2 separate regions of the Homo sapiens genome follow, and region 2 is linked to region 1. A link is a loop called in an ENCODE intact Hi-C map of the cell type or tissue named here. Cell type or tissue: dorsolateral prefrontal cortex. All regions are shown on one strand. Links, peaks and the distances in the headings refer to the core of each region. The heading gives the core; the rest is flanking DNA.

Region 1 (5,381 bases), core at 287-5,286:
TTAGAAATGCTGTAAAATGATCACATGCCAGCTCTCCCCTTGTTTTCCTATTTATACATACTGTATGTTATGCCAGATATGCCAATTGTGTTTAAATTGAGGACCTACACTGTGGAATTTTTTTTTTTTTTTTGAGATGGAGTCTCACTCTATTGCCCAGGCTGGAGTGCAGTGGTGCGATCTCGGCTCACTGCAAGCTCCACCTCCTGGGTTCACACCATTCTCCTGCCTCAGCCTCCCGAGTAGCTGGAACTACAGCCACCTGCCACCATGCCCGGCTAATTTTTGTATTTTTAGTAGAGACGGGGTTTCACCATGTTGGCCAGGATGGTCTCAATCTCTTGACCTCATGATCCACCCTCCTCGGCCTCCCAAAGTACACTGTGGAATTTTAACAAAACAGAAAAGTTTTGTGATTATGAAAGTACTAAGTGTACATTATTTAAAACTTGAAAAGTTAAAGAAGTAGAAAGCTATCTTCCATGTACAGGCAACCATTGTCTCATCTTAACCATTGTTAAGATGAAAATAGATGTTTTGAGGAAAACACAGTTTCAGGTGCAAGCATATCTACCTTTTATCTAGATTTTACAAGTGCCTGCTATAACCATTTTTTAAACATTCAGGAAGGTAATTTTCTTATTTCCCCTATTAGGTTGTTTATGAGTGTGTTTGTGCTTTGCTCATTCCGATTCTCACACAAGCTTTGAAAAGCTCAATAATCTGTGAAACTATCTTGGCTGAACTGGACTTCAGACCCAGAGGTGCCACATGTCCTAGGAGTAGACAAGCCTCTTAAACTTCCCTAGAGGGATAGGAGAACTTTACAATTGTCTTAAAGCACTCTCAGGGGATAACCCCTTATTTGCATGAGGCCCAGGAATCCCAACTGGAAAGAATATGCGACCCTTCCTCAGCTGGTGTTGAAAAACATAGATGTGCCCTGATGCCTGGGAAAAAGTCTAGCAACACGGACCAGATTGAATGTAGGGAAGCAGTGGCTCCAAGTTAAACACGAGCCTGTGCCTGCCCAGTGTCTTGGCTGCATTTACTAAGCTCCTAGGTTGTGCCAACTGAGGAGACAAAGACAACTTCTTGCTTCCCACTCTCTAATGCAGCCAATGGGAGAGGCAATTGGCTGTTCATTTTGCACACCAAATTCCTGGAGAAAGATTTTCTTCAATAAGTGCAAAAGAATATTGTTTATCATGGTGAAGATAAATGCACAAGGCTGCATAATTTTTCACAGTTGATTAAGAGACATGTTGAATTAAATGTTTGGAATCATTTCTGTTCTATTATGAAAATTATTTGTTGGCTACTACTTGTTTCCTTTTCTAATCCACAGTTTATATAATTGACTCTGAATATTAAGCAGTGATTGAAATGGGTTGCTTCAGAACAGATGGTTTCCTGCTATTATATAGAAAGTGCTTTCTGAAATCCCCTGCCTTAGGAGCTGTGATGCCCTGCATCTGAACAGTAGCCTACACTACCTTGACGTTGGCTGCAATAAAATAACTCATGATGGGATGGTGTATTTTGCTGTCATACTGAAAAGCAATACTACCCTGGAAATAATAGATGTCTTTTAACAGAATAGAAAATGTAGGCACTATCTCAGTGAAACTCTTACTTCACACATGAGGAGTCTTAAAGTGTTGTCAGCAGTCAGCAAAAACATGGATGGAGAACTTGTTGCACTTTAACAATCAATGAAAACAAATTCCACATTCTCTGTATTAGTTCGTTTTCATGCTGCTGATAAATACACAAATGAGACTGGATAATTTATAAAGGAAAAGGAGTTTAATGAATTCACAGTCCATGTGGCTAGGGAGGCCTCACAATCATGGTGGAAGGCAAAAGGCACATCTTACATGGTGGCAGGCAAGAGAGAAAATGAGATCCAAGTGAAAACGGAAACCCCTTATAAAACCATCAGATCTCATGAGACTTATTCACTGCCATGAGAACAGTTTGGGGGAAACCACCCTCATGATTTAATTATCTCCCACCGGGTCCCTCCCACAACATGTGAAAATTATGGGAGCTACAATTTATGATGAGATTTGGTTGGGGACACAGCCAAACCATATCATTCTCTAATATCTACCTTTGGGGAAAAAAACACATTTGTTAGGGCTATATGCATGGCATATTCAGACTTAATTCAAATGGGGCGTCTAAAAACAGACAATGTGGATGTGGAGCCATTTGTGGTGACAAACGCATGTGTCTTACAGAAGTCTCCAATGGCCTTAAAAGGCATTATTACTGGACACCAACCTAGGGAGAAGCTTACGACCATTCATTTCATGTAGGTTTTGCTCTTGTTCCAGTAGGTCAACATCTATGGAAAAGAAGCTCTAAAGTAATGTTCATGCATTTGTCTTACTACTTTCACAGAGATTAATATTTTATAGGCTATTCAACTTTTCTTTTATAAATTAAAAATAAAATAAAAGTTTTTCTGTAACAAGTAACCAAAAAAAGCTCAACTTAAAATGGCCTACAAAAAAAGGGGAATTCAGTAAATGAAAAGTCCAGGGACACAGCAGGTGCACTAGCTTGCTAGGGCTGCTGTAACAAATTACCAAAACCTTGGTGGCTTAAAACAATAGCAATGTGTGCTGTCACAGTTCTGGAGGCCAGATGTCTGAAGTCAAGGTACTGGCAGGGTAGTGCTCCCTCTGGAGGCTCTGAAGGAATTTGCCTGTTTAGCTTCTGCTCAACATTTGAGTTCATTGGAACCAAAATTGGAGTGTTTGTGGCTGTGTCCCAAACTCTGTCTCCATCTTCACATTGCCTTTCTGTCTGTCTGTGTGTAATCTCTGGCTTATAAGGAAGCATGGGATTGCATTTAGGGCTTGGATAATCCAGGATAAGCTCCTCCCCACAAGACCATCAACTCAATCCCATCTTTTGCCGTATAATATTCACTTTTTCTATTTAAGGTAACATTTGTAAGTTCCAGGGATTAGGATGTAGACCTATCTTTGTGGCCACCATTCAGCTCACTGCAGCTGGCTTGAGACATGCTGGATCAGACCCAAATTATGTCATCAGCACTTTGTTTCACATTATTTTTCAACTATCTTCTGGTGTGTGGCTTTGAGTTCAGTCTCCATTTATTGTACAGTGGTGGCAACGGCTCTAGATTTTATATACTCTCAGCTTCAAATCTGGTTGAAGCAAATCTTCTCTCCCAGATGCCTCAGTGAGAGTTTCATGGGGCTTCCTTACATCTCAGGAGTCACCCATCTGTTCCCAAACTGATCCCAGTAGCCGGGGGAATCTAAGGTTGTGATTGACATGGCCTGAGTCATATGATCGTGACATCAGCTCTTCTTCATCATCTAATCACATGGACTGGGAGTGGGGGAGGTGTGTGGGTTGTTACTACAAGAAAGGGAAGTGGATGCCGGGTGACAAGATAAAGAAACAAAAACAAATTGAAACAACAAACCCACAAATGTCCACAACATCAGCCTTGTTGATAAGATGCTTTAATAAGGCTCCTGCTCATACAGAAGAAGGAAGCAACTCTATGTAATGCAGGATTGCAGTGGGAAGAGGGTATCTGGTGAGTGGGGCAGGAGGAGAGACTTACTTGAGAAGGGTTTAATTGAGATTTTGTAAAGCTGTGTTCCATGTGAGATGACCCTTCCATGGGCTTCCGTGAATATTAAATAAAATCTAGAAAAATTACAATATGCTTAATTAAACAAATTAATTTCTCATTAAAATAATGAAGGGGTTGAATTTGCATCAAGTTTGGGGGTTGGCCAAAATAGAGTCAGCTCTTGTAGATGAAGCTGGGAGTGCAGACCTGGGTTACATGTAAAATAGAGCCAATGCTCTCTCTTCATAGGGTTGTGAGGGGTCAATTGAGATCAAGGGTATGAAAATGCTTTGTAAACCGTAAAGGGATACACTCCTAGGAGTTACACTTGAGTTGTTTTCATGACTTTCCTCTTAAGTTCATATTCATGTAGGCCTATTAGTTTCCCTCTGACCATCCCCAGACACTGTTGGCCATCAGGAATCAGTCAAGAATGTGGATAAATCTCCTGCAATCCATCTTTCCACCAAGAAATACCTCAGAGCACATCCCTGCTGATGGTAAGGCATCATAGCGAACAACCTGCCAGCTATGATGTATTAGGTAGACAGCAGTTTCAGAGCTTTAGTCAAGCTTCAGTAAATCAGACAAAAGTTGACTTCTTATATTATTTTATGTCAGGGCCTTTTACCTGGGACACATTGATAGGCGTGATTGCATCTGTTTAATCTTCTGAAATAGTATGCAAAATGTGTGTGTGTGTGTGTGTGTGTGTGTGTGTGTGTGTGTGTATCCATGACATGCTTCTTGCATCGTCCTGGGAAGAGGGTCCATGATTTTCCACAAATTCTCAAGGGAATCATGACCCCACCAAAGGTTAAGTGCTACTGACCCATAGTGTTTCCAGTGGGACTTTGTTGAAAGGTGAATGAAGAAATGTGAGAATTCTAATCCCACTCAGTTGTCAGCTTACTTCTACCATCTCTTTTCTGAGGCTCTGTGGTGCTGCTCTGATACAACATCTTAGGAAAAAGCAAAACATGTTGTGTGCGTGTGTTTGTATGTGTGTGTGTGTGCGCGCGGTACTTGTTCTTTCTTTTTTTAAAAAAGACTTATTTTGTGTTTATGTTTTTAATTAGAAAGATAATCATGCTACTTTTAGAAAAATTAGAAACTAAAGAAAAATAGAACGTGGTTTCTGCAAAGATCATTCAAAAACCTCATGAAAAAGTTGGCTGGCAGCATAGCCTAGTGAGTGTCAGATACAGCTGAGTTAGTGTTCCATGAAATTTTGGGAATGATGCTTAATCTCTGTGAGTCTGTCTTCTCATTAATAGCATTGAAATAATCATTGTATTTACTTCATAGGGTTCTTGTGGATTAAATGAGAAAATGAACGTACAGTGCATGCCTGACATTCAGTAAGTGCTTAATACATGATAGTGTTTGGTCATGACTATTGTTCTCTTTCCAATTGTGTTTGCATCCTTGAGATACTGTGTTTATGATTTTGTATCCTGCTTTTTTCTCTTTTCACTGTACTAATTCCCCATGTTATGTTGTACTTTTTATTAGCATTAGTTTCAATGGCTACATTATATGAAACACAGCAGATACACTCAAATTTACTGGACCATTCTCCTGTTGTTAGATATTGAGTGTTTTCAATTTTTAACTACAGTCATGTGCTGCATACCACATTTTTGTCAATGAGGGATTGCATATATGACAGCGGTCCAATAAGGTTATAATGGAGCTGAAAAATTCCTATCACCTAGTGACCTCATAGCCTTCTTAGTGTCAAAGCATAATGCAT
Region 2 (5,381 bases), core at 224-5,223, 230 kb after region 1:
CTGGAGTATGGGACTCTGTGTCTTACACAGTTTTGTATCCTTATTTAGCATCTCACCTCGTCAGCTCTTTACAAATGTGTACTCATTTAAGTGCTTATTTTCAGCATTCAGGAAGAAAGAGGCATTTAATGAAATCAGTGTTTTGCTTCTCTAGGTACCAGACCATGCTGGACTGCTGGCACGGGGAGCCCAGTCAGAGACCCACGTTTTCAGAGTTGGTGGAACATTTGGGAAATCTCTTGCAAGCTAATGCTCAGCAGGTTTGTCACCTCCATCCAAGAAGCACCTACAAAGAGTACTTAGATGTCAAGGACTTTCCTACTGCCTGAACTGTCTCATGGCTACCATGCCATCCTCTCAGCCATTGAATAATCTACTGTATTCTTCTACATCTGAGTAATAATGCTTTTCTAAAAGCTGTAATTACCCTTTTAGACAGATAGGATTCTAATTTATAACCCGGGAGCAGACCACTCTGATTTCTACCTACTTATCTTTTTGTTATATTTTCAAATCCTCTTCTAAAGTTAAAACAAAGAAAAAATCTGGTTGATCCACAGAAGATCAACAATGGAAGAAATTTCAAGAAATTTTTAATAAATTCTGCAGGCAAAAATACATCTAAGCTATGCAAAAGAGATGGTTTCTGTCTTGGTATCATCCCAGGTTCTTATAACTTCCACTGGAAGATTTTAGAGTTGTAGTGTTTACTATTAGAATGTTATTTAATCTCTAGTCAATGCCTCTTACTACAATGGAAGTGAATTTCCTCTTTCTTTTCTTTTGAACAGCTGGGGGACGATAGGTCAGCTCTATTTTTATCAATAAACCTTCCAAACATTTACAGATATCAAATAGCCCTTTATTTCTTTTTCTTGATGCAATAATATTAAGTTGTGCAACCTTTTCTCAAAAGACCCATTTTCCTACCCATTTGTTGCTTTTCTTTAGACTGTCATCAGTTTTTCCATTGCCTTGAAATGTGGTGGCTAAAACTGGATGCCATGCCCTTTGAAGGGCTTGGCTCGTGTGGTTAGGGCTTTGTGAATGAGTGATTTTTTGTTCTATGTAGCTCCTTGTGTTCTGTTGTTACCTCTCTGACCACAGCCTGCTTTCTCTTCATTGTAACTGCACTTCCCTGTGGGCTGCTTACCCATCTTGTTTTTAGTTCTCTCCTTTAATATACCTTCCATTTCAACAGCTTTTTGTTTCTGACACATGATTTGTATTGTTGTCTTAAAGTTCTATGTTCAGATATGAAAGCCACACACCCTATGTAGCCAAGAAGTCCCTGTGCCCTTTGTTTTTAATGAAAAGGCACTTGAAGAACTGAAGCCATAACAACAGTCTTCTGTGTTTATTGTTTCAGGATGGCAAAGACTACATTGTTCTTCCGATATCAGAGACTTTGAGCATGGAAGAGGATTCTGGACTCTCTCTGCCTACCTCACCTGTTTCCTGTATGGAGGAGGAGGAAGTATGTGACCCCAAATTCCATTATGACAACACAGCAGGAATCAGGTACTGTATATGGCCTAACATCCCCCGGGGGAGGGTGACTTCAAGGCCATCTCGGGAGGGGGATTGGAAGTGGAAGGAAGACCTTGTCTAAGGCTGTTGCATCCCACTTCCACATAACCTTAGCCCTGAGGTTAACATAATGGGGAATGCTCCTGGAAGAGGGCCTGGGTAGGTGTGCTTCCTCCCATCTGTAGCCCACGCTGCTGCCACAGCATTGCCTTTAAGAATTCCAAGCCCTGCAGCTGCAATAGCTGGAATGCCACAGTTTGCTAATTTCCAGAATAAAGAGACGAGTTTTACAAAGACATCTGCATTTAAATTATCCCCGTGTATGCTTTTATTAATGTGAATTAAATGGCTTAGGAGAGATTCAGAAAGGAAGAGTTCTGTGCTTGCATGAGAACATGCTTATGGCTCTCTGGCAAGGATACAGAAAGCCATGGGTCTGTGTCCGGAATTAGACTGGACACTGCATCTCAGAAGCCCCTCCCACGTCTGATTTTCAGCATTTTATTTGCATAATGGGATGTCTGGGCTTATTTAAAACACATGCACTGCAGTCCTTTCCTGATTTGCAGAGGGGTTCTAAAGGCAGCTTTCTTTTTTCTCTCTCCCAGCACCTGTGCATAAGGAAAGAGTTGGTGTGGTTTTCTACAATATGATATTAAAATTGCCCTTTACTAAGGCTGGGACTACTTCATTTTGCTTTGTTTCTTTCCTAACCCGTTTGGGTGTTTTCCTGCTTTAATGGAACCCCTGACAGCATGGGTCCAGCCTGCCAGCCCGAGTGTGCCTGGGCTGCAGGGAGGGGCAGGGAGCTCTCTCATGTCCAGAACTTGGCCAGGTTGCCACATGGCAGGGGATGCTAAGGAGAAACTCGTGGACAGTTTGCCCTCTAGAGTCGTGTGGGGCAGCAGAAACACTGATGGGAAGGAAGAAAGCTTAGAAGCCAGCAAGACAGCTGACCGTTCCATTGAAGTCAAAAGCATTAGGCATATTTTTAAAGAACTTTGCCGTATATTATCAGATGTTGCCCACATCATGACACTCAGAGTCAGGCAAGGTAGAAACAATGATCTTTTTTTTTGATGTATTATTGAACATGAGGCTCAGTTCTATTACCTGAGGGCAGTACAAACTTGTAGTTAAAGATCAGGTATTAGAGTCAGATAGAAATGAGTAGGACCCCCAAGTCTGTCTTGTAGCAGCTGTGCAACTTGGGGCAAATCATCTACCCTCTGCCTCAGTTTCTTTATCTGTGAAATGAGACAAGGTCAGTGGTGCTGTTTGAAAATGGCTGTTTTGAGAGTTATAAGATATAATCTATTTCTAAGCACCTGGCCCTTGAAAGCACTCAGTAAAAGATACCTATTAAGTGAGCTGCTTAAAATCACATCCTTGAGATGAATCCAGTTCCTCTGACCCCTAAGTCCATGTTGTTTCCTCCCATGCCAAGGAGGGCCCTCAGAGAGAAACAGTAATGAGATGAGACTACAATTCCACTCCTGTGTTTACACATTTCCAGTTCAAGTTGAGCTGGCCTTTTAGTGTGACAGTTGTTCCCACACACCATTATTGCCTCCCCCTTTATCAGAAAGCCATTTGATCATGAACTACATTCCATGTGTTTTCTGTGACCAAGTAGAGTGATGATCCGAGTCGGCAGCCTCCTGGCTCACCGGGTGCTTTGCATATGGTGCTGAGCAGGAGAAGAAATCATGTTTGTGTAATGGAAGCACCAAATACGATGTTGGATATATAGAAGGGCTGCTAACGTTTATCCCCAGAAGCGTGGACAAATGTGACACCACACTCCCAGCACAGGCCTGGCTCCTATTTTCTGTCTGTGATTTTTGAATTGGTTTTTCCAGCCCAGTTTCTCTTTTATCCAGCCATAATTTGAAAAATAAAATGGAAATTGGAATCTTTTGTCTGCATCTCCTCTCCACCTCCTCCACCTTTTTTCCTTTCTATAAAATAAAACTCACGGTCACATTTTAATCATCTGGTTTTGAAGAAAAGCAGATAGAGGCATTTGCACACGGCATGCTTCATTCTGTTGCTCTCCTGGGGTTCTGTTTCTCTGGGGAGAATGAGTTGAGGCTGGGGTACTTCTCAGGGAGCTTGTTCTATCCTCTTACGCATTTCTGGCCAAGTACAAAAGCTGAGCAGTCTTTCTCCTTCTAATTTTCAATTCTATTGCATTATAAATAGAGTTGGACAGAGATATCACTGTGGGAGCTAGCTTCATGATTTGTTGCCCCTTTAAACCATTTGAAAAATATTTACTTAGCATTTATTTAGAGAAAAGGCTGAGAAGTGTGTGGGGGAGGGACCACTCATGTCTAGACTTAGCTTTGCCTCTAATTTCCCCTGTGGACCAGCTCTGGCCTCAAGTTTGCATGCTTCCTGCAAGAAAACACATACTTGCTGGGCTCATCTTTCTTTGAGGGCAGTTTGGGGACCATCGGCAATTGCTCTGTCATTTTCCCTGGGAGTTTCACCTCACACATCAAGCAGCTTATCAAAAATTTCTTTGCAGTTCTCTCTTAGAGAAAGGTTTTGGTACATACCATTTTCTTCATTTTGTAATTGTTAGGGATGATTAAATGGCCCTTGTAGATTGATGCTTGGGGCAGCCTGCTAGCTAGGTATTCCTGAGTTTGGCTCTACCATTAGACTGTTTGCAGTGGGACTGTCCTTTCTGCACTTTTTGTCTGTTTCATACCCCGTACTTACACCCCTGACCCTGCTACTGCATGATCAGTGCATGCATGACAAGAGAACAGTGCTGTGCACATACTGGGTGCTTAATAATGGCTTGAACAATTGTGTCTGCTGTTTTCTTCTTTCTTTTCCCTCCTGATACTCTTCCAAGGGAGTCTGTATGGAGTAGAGTAAAACAAAACAAAAACTTCACATGGGCTTTAGTGTCTGAAGGCCTAAGTTTGAGTCCCAGTTCTACCTTTTATTAGCCATTTTCTCCCTAATCCTTGACTCCCTCATCTCCAAAGGGGAAATAGTTAAAAGACCTGTTTCTCCGTCTTAGGAGAAACAGATGCACCATTGTCTGTGAAAATGCTTTGTCAATCATGAGAGGATCATGCCATTTAAAAAATTACTGGATTAAGAATTTAAGGAGCTGTCCTTTCTAAGGCAGCTGAATTATTGTCCAAACTCGCCAACCCTAGTTGATTCTATCCCCTAGATATCTCTAGAATGAGCCCATGTCTCCAAACCTCATGGGCATTCCCTTTTTCTAGCCAAGCTGCCTTTCTTTCTCCTGAAGAAGTGCAGTATTTGTCTCTTGGGTCTTATGCCTCTAGTCTTATTCTTTTCAATCCAGAGTCAATTCTCTAAAGGGCATATCTGATCTTGTCAATCCCATGCCTAAAATCCTTCAGTGGCTCTTCATTGCCCTCAAAATAATAATCCAAACATTCCAGTTATGTGATTTTGGATAAGTTCCTCAAATTTTCTATGCCTTGGTTTCCTCATCTGAAGAGTTGGGATAGTAATACTCACCCCTAGAGAGGTACCGTGGTGAACACATCATGAGATGCTGCTTAGACAGCTTCTGGCACAGTGTCAGGCTTGCGGCAGATTATCAGTGAGGGCTTCCTGAACAAGTGAATGCAGGAATGATTGACTACGGTACCAGTAGTGTTTGACAACTGTTACTTTTAGGGGTTGGACTTAGAAAGTAGGCTTTGCTTGCACCCTGTGTATCATATCCTCTTAACTTGTGGAGTTTCCTGAGTGAGGATGTCACCGGAAAATCTCATTCTCTCCTCTCTCTATAGGGAGGAACCAGCCTCTTGGGGTAGGGGAGAGAGAATTAATTTCCATTCTTCTCCTTT

Evidence for each region. A loop is a pair of places that touch in the nucleus more often than their neighbours do. Peaks named below come from ENCODE experiments on the same cell type or tissue, not always from the same donor. Only the 100,000 strongest peaks of a DNase experiment are listed, where the experiment ranks them.
Region 2: it touches region 1 in a loop (5-fold over the local background); 4 of 110 quality-filtered maps call a loop at or near these places.

The regions. Positions count from the first base shown.
Region 1 is chr4:55,310,004-55,315,384 of GRCh38, reverse strand. It overlaps the pseudogene LRRC34P2. Among named protein-coding and RNA genes, the nearest start is that of SRD5A3, 34 kb to the left of the region's middle. In dorsolateral prefrontal cortex, for the core only: CTCF peaks have their summits at 2,500 and 2,703 (motif pointing left); DNase peaks (open chromatin) are centred at 2,696 and 3,334; H3K4me3 peaks cover 1,453 bases; H3K27ac peaks cover 2,069 bases.
Region 2 is chr4:55,083,747-55,089,127 of GRCh38, reverse strand. KDR (kinase insert domain receptor) reads left to right here. Exons shown (of 30, transcript NM_002253.4): 26 at 155-260; 27 at 1,370-1,521. Among named protein-coding and RNA genes, the nearest start is that of KDR, 39 kb to the left of the region's middle. RefSeq lists a silencer at 1,532-1,826. In dorsolateral prefrontal cortex, for the core only: no CTCF peak of the experiment used is centred there; a DNase peak (open chromatin) is centred at 2,367; H3K4me3 peaks cover 2,883 bases; H3K27ac peaks cover 3,744 bases; H3K27me3 peaks cover 455 bases.